Regions from separate parts of the Mus musculus genome. Here region 1 is linked to region 2. Evidence: chromatin contacts called from ENCODE POLR2A ChIA-PET data. All regions are on one chromosome and are shown on one strand. Each heading gives the region's core, a stretch centred on a gene start or an enhancer-like site at or near the end of the contact. The rest is flanking DNA. Distances are from core to core; before and after follow the strand shown. Region 1 holds the start of P4ha2 (procollagen-proline, 2-oxoglutarate 4-dioxygenase (proline 4-hydroxylase), alpha II polypeptide). Region 2 overlaps Pdlim4 (PDZ and LIM domain 4).

Evidence for each region. ChIA-PET counts read pairs that join two places held with the same protein, here RNA polymerase II (POLR2A).
Region 1: POLR2A ChIA-PET joins it to region 2 with 11 read pairs in Patski. The contact joins the promoter of P4ha2 here to the enhancer-like site in region 2. POLR2A ChIA-PET finds 5 or more read pairs at or near these places in 3 of 5 experiments (Patski and embryonic stem cell).

Annotation. Positions count from the first base shown.
Region 1 is chr11:54,097,758-54,102,214 of GRCm38, forward strand. It overlaps P4ha2 (procollagen-proline, 2-oxoglutarate 4-dioxygenase (proline 4-hydroxylase), alpha II polypeptide), which reads left to right and starts at 3,167. Exons shown (of 16, transcript NM_001136076.2): 1 at 3,167-3,283; 2 at 3,763-3,890.
Region 2 is chr11:54,057,904-54,061,899 of GRCm38, forward strand. Pdlim4 (PDZ and LIM domain 4) reads right to left here. Exons shown (of 7, transcript NM_019417.3): 3 at 2,035-2,113. Among named protein-coding and RNA genes, the nearest start is that of Pdlim4, 9.1 kb to the right of the region's middle. RefSeq lists an enhancer at 1-1,512. Within about 2 kb of position 2,493, at least 2 of the 3 ENCODE cell types and tissues checked have a DNase peak (open chromatin) inside an H3K27ac peak, as active enhancers do.

The DNA of each region.
Region 1 (4,457 bases), core at 1,917-4,416, 41 kb after region 2:
ACTTTTCCATTGCTGGTGGGATTGCAAGCTGGTACAACCACTCTGGAAATCAATCTGGAGGTTCCTCAGAAAATTGGAAATAGATCTACTTGAAAACCCAGTTATATATACCACTCTTGGTCATATACCCAAAAGATGCCCCATACCCAAGGGCACATATTCCACTATGTTTGTAGTGGCTTTATTTGTGATAAACAGAAGCTGGAAACAACCCAGATGTCCCACACTGGAAGAATGGATATAGAAAATGTGGTTCATTTACACAACAGAATATTATTCAGCTATTAAGAACAATTACATCATGAGTTTTGCAAGCAAATGGATGGAACTAAAAAATATTATCCTGAGTGAGATATCTCAGACCCCAAAGGACATGCGTGGTATGTACTCACTAATAAGTGGATATTAACCCCCAAAAGCACAGAATACCCAGGAAACAATCCACAGAACTCAAGAAGGCTAACAAGTGAGGATGCTTCAATCCTACTAGGGAGAGAGAAGAAACCAGAGGGCAGAGGGAGGGAAGGAACTGGATGGGAGACGGAAGGGGGAGGGGAAGGGAGGAAGGGAACATGATCAGGTATGGGGGAGGGGAACAAGAGTAAAGCTCAGAAGGCCAGCAGAATGAGTGTAAATATACAACCTCTGGAGGTGGGAGGTGGGCAACCTTCTAGAATGTACCAGAGACCTGGGAAGTGAGAGACTCTCAGGACTTAAAGGAAGGGACCTTAGATAAAATGCCAGACAGTGGGGAGAGGGAACTTGTAGAGTCCACCTCCAGTAGAAAAACAAAGCATTAAGTGGAGGGATGGGTTTGCCATCTGTAGTGGCTATTCCTGGTTGTCAACTTGACAATATTTGGAATGAACTACAATCCGGAATTGGAAGGCTCACCAGTGACCCTTATCTGGAGGCTTGGAGATCCTTATCTGGATCTTGGTATGGAGATCTTGAGCCATAGTGGCTATGGATTCCAGAAGATTGAATCTCCGAGTTTAAGGAACACACCTTTAATCTGGGCTACGCCTTTCATCTGGGATTAAAGGTGTGGTGGAACACACCTTTAATCTGGGCTCCACCTTCTGCTGGAGACAATATAAGGACATTGGAAGAAGGGAGTCTAGCTCTTGCTCTTGCTCCTTCGCCTGCTTGCTGCGTGAGACTGAGTAACTGCTAGATCCTTGGACTTCCATTCACAGCTGCGACTGAACCATTGTTGGGAATTGGGCTGCCGACTGTAAGTCATCAATAAATTCCTTTACTATCTAGAGACTATCCATAAGTTCTGTGACTCTAGAGAACCCTGACTAATACACCATCCCATGGTCAAAAGCTCTGACCCAGAATTATTCCTGTCTAAAAGAACTGCAGGGACAAAACTGGAGAAAAGACTGAGGGAAAGGCTGGCTAGTAACAGGTCCAAATTGGGACAGATCTCAAGGGGAGGCTGACACTATTACTGATGCTATGTTGTACTTATAGACAGGAGCCTAGCATGGCTATCCTCTGAGAGGCCCAACAAACAGCTGACTAAGAAGCAGATACACCCAACCAATGGTCTGAAGTTTGGGACCCCTGTGGTTTAATTAGGGAAAGGCTGGAAGAAGTTGAGGAGGAGGGCAACCCCATAGGAAGACCAGCAGTCTCAACAAACCTGGTCTCCTGAGATCTCACAGGCACTATCCAGTCAGCACAGACTAGCGGGTCTGAGGCCCCTGACACATATTCAGCAGAGCCTGGTCTGGCCTTAGTAGACACACCTAACTCTTGAGGAGACTTGAGGCCCCAGGGAATGGGAGGCCTGGTGGAGTGTGGGGTTGTGTGGGGGTGTGGGGACATCCTCTTGGAGACAGGGGACAAGAAATGGGATGAGGAACTGTTGGCGGTGAGAATGGATGGGGGATAACAACTGGACTGTAAAAAAAAAAAAGATTAAAGATAATTTAAAAAAAAATAAAAAAGAGCATACACCATGTAAGGGTGATTTAACAACGGTAAAGCAATAAACATAATACAGTAACTGTTGGGGGCTGTTGTGGAGCTAGAAGGTCTGAGAGATAGGCCAAGAAGATGGACTTTGCTTGCTTGGTTGGCCAAGGAGAGATGCACAGTGGGTGGTAGAGTGGGGTGAGGGTTATGTTTCCATAGCCATGGATTGAAGGTATTTATAGGCCAATGGGAAAGATCCTGTGGAGAGGGGGAGGAGGAGGAGGAGGAGGAGGAGGAGGAGGAGGAGGAGGAGGAGGAGGAGGAGGAGGACCACTCCGGACAGAGAAGTGGGCGGGCATGGGGAGGATCTGAGGATCTGGGCAAACTGTACTTTCTGTGGCATAGCAGATGCAGAAAGGTTTGTGCATGGTTTCAACTGGGCTCTTGGCTGGTAGCTGCCACAGACACGGACAAGTGGCCAGGTAGTATTTTCTGAGTTGTTTCTGTGTGTCTGTCTTTCCTAGTCTGGGCCGTCTGCCTGGTCCATGCCATTATAGGGAAATCCACACCAAACTCCAGGCACAGTCCCACAGGCCGGGCATCTCCGTTCTGGGCTCTGCTCCCTGATGAGATTCTCAGACTGCTTCCCCTCATTCATGGAGAAGCAAGCTTACAGGGCAGGCGTGGGAACCTGCTCAGCTGCCAGAGCATCCTTCAGTTCAGATCGAGGTCGGTTGCTTCCCTGTCTTCTTGACTGTGTGTGTCTCAGACAGAGCTGGTTGAGGTGTCCAATCTCATTGGCCTGTGTTATAAGCCATAGGTTGGCCCTAGGATGAGATGCTCCAGGCTACGCCAACTTCTCACATTTACAGAAGAGCCGAAGCCTGGCTAGCCTGAGCCCCTCAGAGAAGCAGTTAGGCTTTGGAGATGGGTCATCTGGAGAGATGAGGTGCGCTGACATCTCAGACCCTTGTCTTTTCCCTCCCTCCACTCCCCTCCCAGGATACTCAATTCCCGATCTTAGTGACGCCAGCCTCCTGCAATTTGCCGGTGGTAATGGATGTGGGGGTGGTGGGACCACAGAGGGCTGGAGCAGGCTGGGATGGGGGCGCCGCCCCTGGTGCCGGTCCCACGCGGCGCAAGGAGGTGTGCATCGCATACGTGCAGCGCGTGGCGGCTCGGGCCTTCCCGAAGGCTCCAGTGGCTCGGAGCCAGGCCCGGGCGGGCCCGGGGGGCGGGAGGTGGGGACGTGGCGGAGGCTCAAGCGGGCGGAGACTGTGACGAGGGCGGAGCCGAGAGCGCCGGGGCGACGCCGCGGGAGGTTCTGGAAACGCCGGCTTCTGCGCGTGTTCAGGTGAGCGCGGGTCCGCAGGGTCGTCGCCGGGCTGGGCTCGGGTCCCGGTGGCCGGGCGGTGCGTTCTGCTCTGCGCGGAGCCGGGAGCTGGATCCGGGGTCCCTCAGCCCCGTGCCCCGCGTCCGGCGCCCTGATTCTGCACCCGCCTGGGTTCCTGTCCCGCCCGCGTCCCTTCCCAGGGTTAGGGCGGTGAGGTCAGCGGTGCCCTTCCTGCCGGTACTGTTAGGCCGGGCCGGACAGGACACTTGGCGGGCTCCCGGGAAGGGGCGACCTGACCCCGGGGTCGCCCCCCGATCTAAGGCGGAGGCGCCCGCCTGGCCCCGAAGGCGGCGCTGCTTAGGATGAGGAAGACCCCTGGCTCCCAACCCTGGCAAGGACCAGCTTGGTCGCTGCCAGTTTTATGGGCTCTTAAATCAGAAACTCTCCTCCTATCTGTCAGAAGACATCCTTGTCGAACCTCTGATGTTTTCCCTGAGCAGTTTCAGAGACCGGTGGCGATTGGCTGACTGATTCAACAAATAGAGCATTCTCTGTGCCTGGAGACTTTCAAGGACTGAGGCAGGCAGAAGGGAAGACTCAGAAAGTTCAGGTCCAGAGCATCAGCAAGGTAAGTACTGAGTTAGTGTGGAGTTTGGGCTGTGTGGACTTGGTAGATGTCTGGATGCTTCCGGGCAGGAGACATGGGCTGGGGTGGGAGGCTCCGGTAAACTGGATTGGTCACTTAGGAACCTGGACTGAGGAATCACCCTGAGTGGCCGCAAGCTTGGGCCAGTATCACGTCTGTGGTACAGTAGTGGAATCAAGGTAACGGAAAAGGGCCGCTTTAGGGAATAGCTGTCCAAGGGCCCCACCCACAAGCAGTGAGAGATCTGCATGAGGAAAGTCCACTGAGCCCTTGCAAGGTGAGCATGGGTCTGGGTACTTCTGTCGCAGGATTTTACTGGGAAGTACAGGTGGGTCTTCCTGTCATCTGTATTCTAATGTGTCATTTACTATGCTGAAGGAGATCATTGAATTGCCCCCTACAGCAACTCTGCTGTGCTCTCAACGCGCTAAGGAGTCTCAGTACAAGAGAATCATTGGGGAAAGGCCTCCAGCCAACTCACTCCATCCTTGCGACGTGGCTTCCCTGACTGGGCCACACAGTGGATCCTTACCCTGAAGAATGACACTT
Region 2 (3,996 bases), core at 1,243-3,742:
GGGGATGAAGTAAGACCACACTGATCACACCACGCAAAGTGCTTCACTGGATGGCTGTTGGTGGGAATCCCTGCATGCCCTCCCCCTCTTTTTCCTCTCTTTGGGTGGCAGTGTTCCACACAACCTTTTGCCCCCTGCCCTGAGTGACAGCTTGGTACTTGGGTCAGAAGAATGCCAACAAAAAGGGGTGACCAGACATAGGCAAACGCTGCACCCAAAGGAACAGGTGGATCTCTTCTTAGGCCGAATCTCAGCTTTCAGCAGTCTGGGTGTTCAAGGCCCCCCTACTCCAGAAAGCTTTTCTTAGCCAGATGCTTCTCCCACCCTGGGCGGCCCGTGTGCCTTCTGTCCCTCCAGGGCCCTGAGAAAAGAGGGTCCTCTGTGGCCTTGCAGAGAACGTGGTCCTGAGGCTGCAGTTACCCATTCCTCTTGGGGATGCGTGCCAGGGGTGCCCTGTATTGGCCTAGGGGTAAGTGTAGTTTTCTTCTCCCTAAATGGTTCCAGCCAGCCCCACCTCCACACTCAGAGGAGGGGGCAGTGTGGGGACAATGAGCCCTGTGTCTGTGCTCCTGGGGACACAGCCCCGCAGAGGCGGGGAGGGTGTTTTTGTCGCCACCCATGGAGCCTACGACCTTTTAAATACAAAAGGGGGGCAGCAGCTAAGGAAACTGCTCTGTTGATTGTGGAAATTCACTCCCCTTACAGTAAGGAGTAAGGACCATCGCTGCTGGCCTTTGAAGAAAAACTGTGAGAAAAAGAATGGGGGCAGGAGAAGTCCCCCTGCAGCTCTAGCCACCAGACCCTGTTTGAAGCTACTCTCAGTCCCAGCCTCCCAACCCCAAAGGAAAGGCATATTGCCATGCCAGCTTTCAAACGCCACAGGGGAGCCCCCTGGAGCCCACTGGCCTTGAGTCCCTGGTGACTCCCTCCGCTCCCAACTAGTCTCTGCCCTGTCCCTTTCAGCACTGATGCTGAGAGGAGCCAGGCGTCTCACAGGAACAGCCCGCCCGCCTTCTGCTCCCTGTTGCCTGTTTTTTTTTTTTTTTTCCTTCTGCCAAATCTGTTCTCTTCTCCCTGCCTGAAGGGCCTCAGACAAAGCAAGCTACTAAGATCCAAATGTTTCCCGGGATGAGCTGAAGTCTGGGACAAATCAGCTCACCCTCTGCCTTCACCAACCTCCCCTGTCACTGCTCTGATCTCAAAGCACACGCACCCCTGGGCTTCAGGTGCTTGTGGGGTGCATTTCCTCTTCCTACCCGCTCTGTCTGGGTCCTAAGGTTTGGACTTGAATCTCCTTCCTCTGGAGAGCCCTCTCTGACTTCTTATTGAAATGTCTCTCTGTCCTGGTCCTTTTTCTTCCATGTGGAGAGAGCAGACAAGAGCAGGCCCAGAAGCCACACCTCTCATACTGAGTACTCTGGATTCAAGCTACATCACAGATTAGCCCAGGAGTGACCTTGTCCAGGGATGTGGAGCATGGTCTAGGTATCTGGAATTTGGTGCACTTGGCTTCTCTTCTCATGAGAACTCAGTGCAGCCAGGTTTGCTCTCTCTCCTTGAGGACAGTGTGACAGCTGCAACTCCTCTGGGACATGAAAAGGGACCTCTCCAGCTTTAGAGTGCATGAGGGTCGTGCAAGACAGGAATGGCCACAGCCTGATTCCTCACAGCCACCTGCCTACCCTCATCTCTCTCTAAGCCTGCTGACTTCTTTTTGATTGGGTCTCTCTGGGTGTGGGAGTAAACTTCAGCTCTGTGTGGAGAGATCTTGAGCCAAGACCTAGCCCAGCCCCATCCCATCCCAGGCACCCTAGCCAAGAATGCAGGCTAGCCTGGAGTTGGGTCAAGCACACTGCAGGGGCTCCAGGGCAAGGGATAGAAGCAGGCATGTCCTAGAGGAGCTGTCTACTTCAGTATACCCTGGCTGTCTGACCATCAGTGTGAGAATTTCACTGAAGTCTGTTGGCCATGCCTGCCTCTTGTCCTGGGTTCACTCTGAGCTAGCTGGGCCAGGTGAGCAGTGTCTATACCTACCTGGGACTCAGGGTCAATGTGGATCCTATGTGCTTGAGCCTTGTCATCAGGAGCACTGGGCCAGTTCTTATTCTCAGGCCTGTGGCAGGAATTGGGATAGTGAGATATGTCTGCTTATTAGTCTCCATCCCATGCCTGAAACCAGAGCTGGGGGAGAAGAGAAATATCCAACATTCCCCCTCTCTTTAGCATGGTGCTGTCTGCTGAAGCAAGAAGCCACAGCTCAGGTCGTCACCCTCCTGGGGCAGAGCTGTGCTCCCTTTCCTGCCAGTGGCCTGGTGCCTTTCTGGTCTCATTCCTAAAGACCTTGCAGGAGAGGGCTTGCACCTCAGACATTCTCCTCCCTCATGGTGGCCTGCAGAAACTCCACTCCAGGAGGCTCAGGGCACAGCAAGGCAAGCCAGGCCTCACACATGGATAAGCCGGGAGCCAGTGGGAGCCAGTCGGCTCATCCTCTGACCTCCGTAGCCTCTGGCCGGGGCCTGAGTGGCTCTCGGGGAGGTGAAATGGAGGCTGTGGGGGAGCACCTCCCGTCCTGCTGCCTCCACCCACTCAGGCAGAGTCATCACTGAGGTCTGCCCAGCCCAGATGGGAAACAGGCCATTAGGAAATTCCTGCTTCGCCATAGAAACCAAAAGCCAAACACCACTCAGGAGGGAGAAAAACATCGTAAACCTGCCATAAGCAGGACGGGCAGGCCTAAAGGCTGTGGGCCCAGCCCTGCCACTCAGTAGCTCTATGGAAGGCAAGCCAGGAGGGTGTGTGGACCCTGGGTTGGCAGGCGATGTATAATAAGGCTGGTTAGAGTGTGGAAATAATGTTCCTTAACCAAGAGGCCTCCTGAGGCCTCTCAAAGTCTTATGACTGGGGTTGAAGCTCACTCATGCCTCCTTTTCAGGGAAGATTGATTGATTGATGATTGATTGATTGAGGCAAGGTCTCTCTATGTAGTCCTGTGTGTCCTGGAAACTCACTATGTAGACTAGATTGGCCTTGACCTTAAAGAGACCCACCTACCTCTGCTCCCCAGTGTGCCACCATACCCAGCGCAATGGCTCGGTGATTTGACACTACGTCCACATGGATTCTGTGCTTTCATCTCTGTTCACACTGCCCACAGTCTTCTGGGGCCCAATCCTTTCCTCACAGCCCTGGCTCTAGCCACACAGCTAGGTTCCCGAGTGACCCCTTTAAAATATCTCCAACCATGTCTTCTACTTGCTCTGACTTCTAGTCATGACACACCAGGGATGCCCTGTCTGGATGCTTTTCTAAATACCTGCCCAAGAATGGCACAAACCTGTGGTCTAAGGGCCATGAGAGTGGCCTAAGATGTCAGATAAGAACGGAGGGCTTAGTCATGTAGTGGGCTCTCCTTCAGGGCTCCTCGGGTGAGTAGTAAGCTTGTTTAAACAAAAGGAGAAGCAAAGGTTGGGCTATGCAAAGCAACAAGCGATGGCAATAAAGACTATCATGGCAGTGTTGTGGTTGATAGGAGGAAGGTCCTGATCTACAGTACAATGGGATCTGACTTGAACTATTGGAAGCCTGACTTTGGCCCCATAGAAAATAAGTCTAGAAGGAAACAAAGCCTTTCCTGCATATCTCAGGTTGTGGGAGAATCAGTGGGGCACCAGAGGCAGGGAAGCTGTTCTAAGAATGCCAAGTCCCTCACTCTAGCCAGGTCATTAGGCTGGCTGGCCCTCAGCAGAGCCTCTTAAAGAGGTGGAGGATGTGTCTGGGGCCCAGGCATAAGCCTTGAGGAGTGGGCTGAACAGGGAGCAGAGACAGAGGCCTGTAAGGGAGCCCAGTAGAAAGAGGGTTGGGTTGAGGGTCTAGTCTAGGTGGCCACGTGGTCAAATTGCCCCAAGTCTGGTGTGTGAGGGAGGACTGGAGATGGTGGAGGGAGGGAGAGTCTTAGGGTGTCATTCTGACTGAGAGAGCCTGGCACCTCCTTACTAC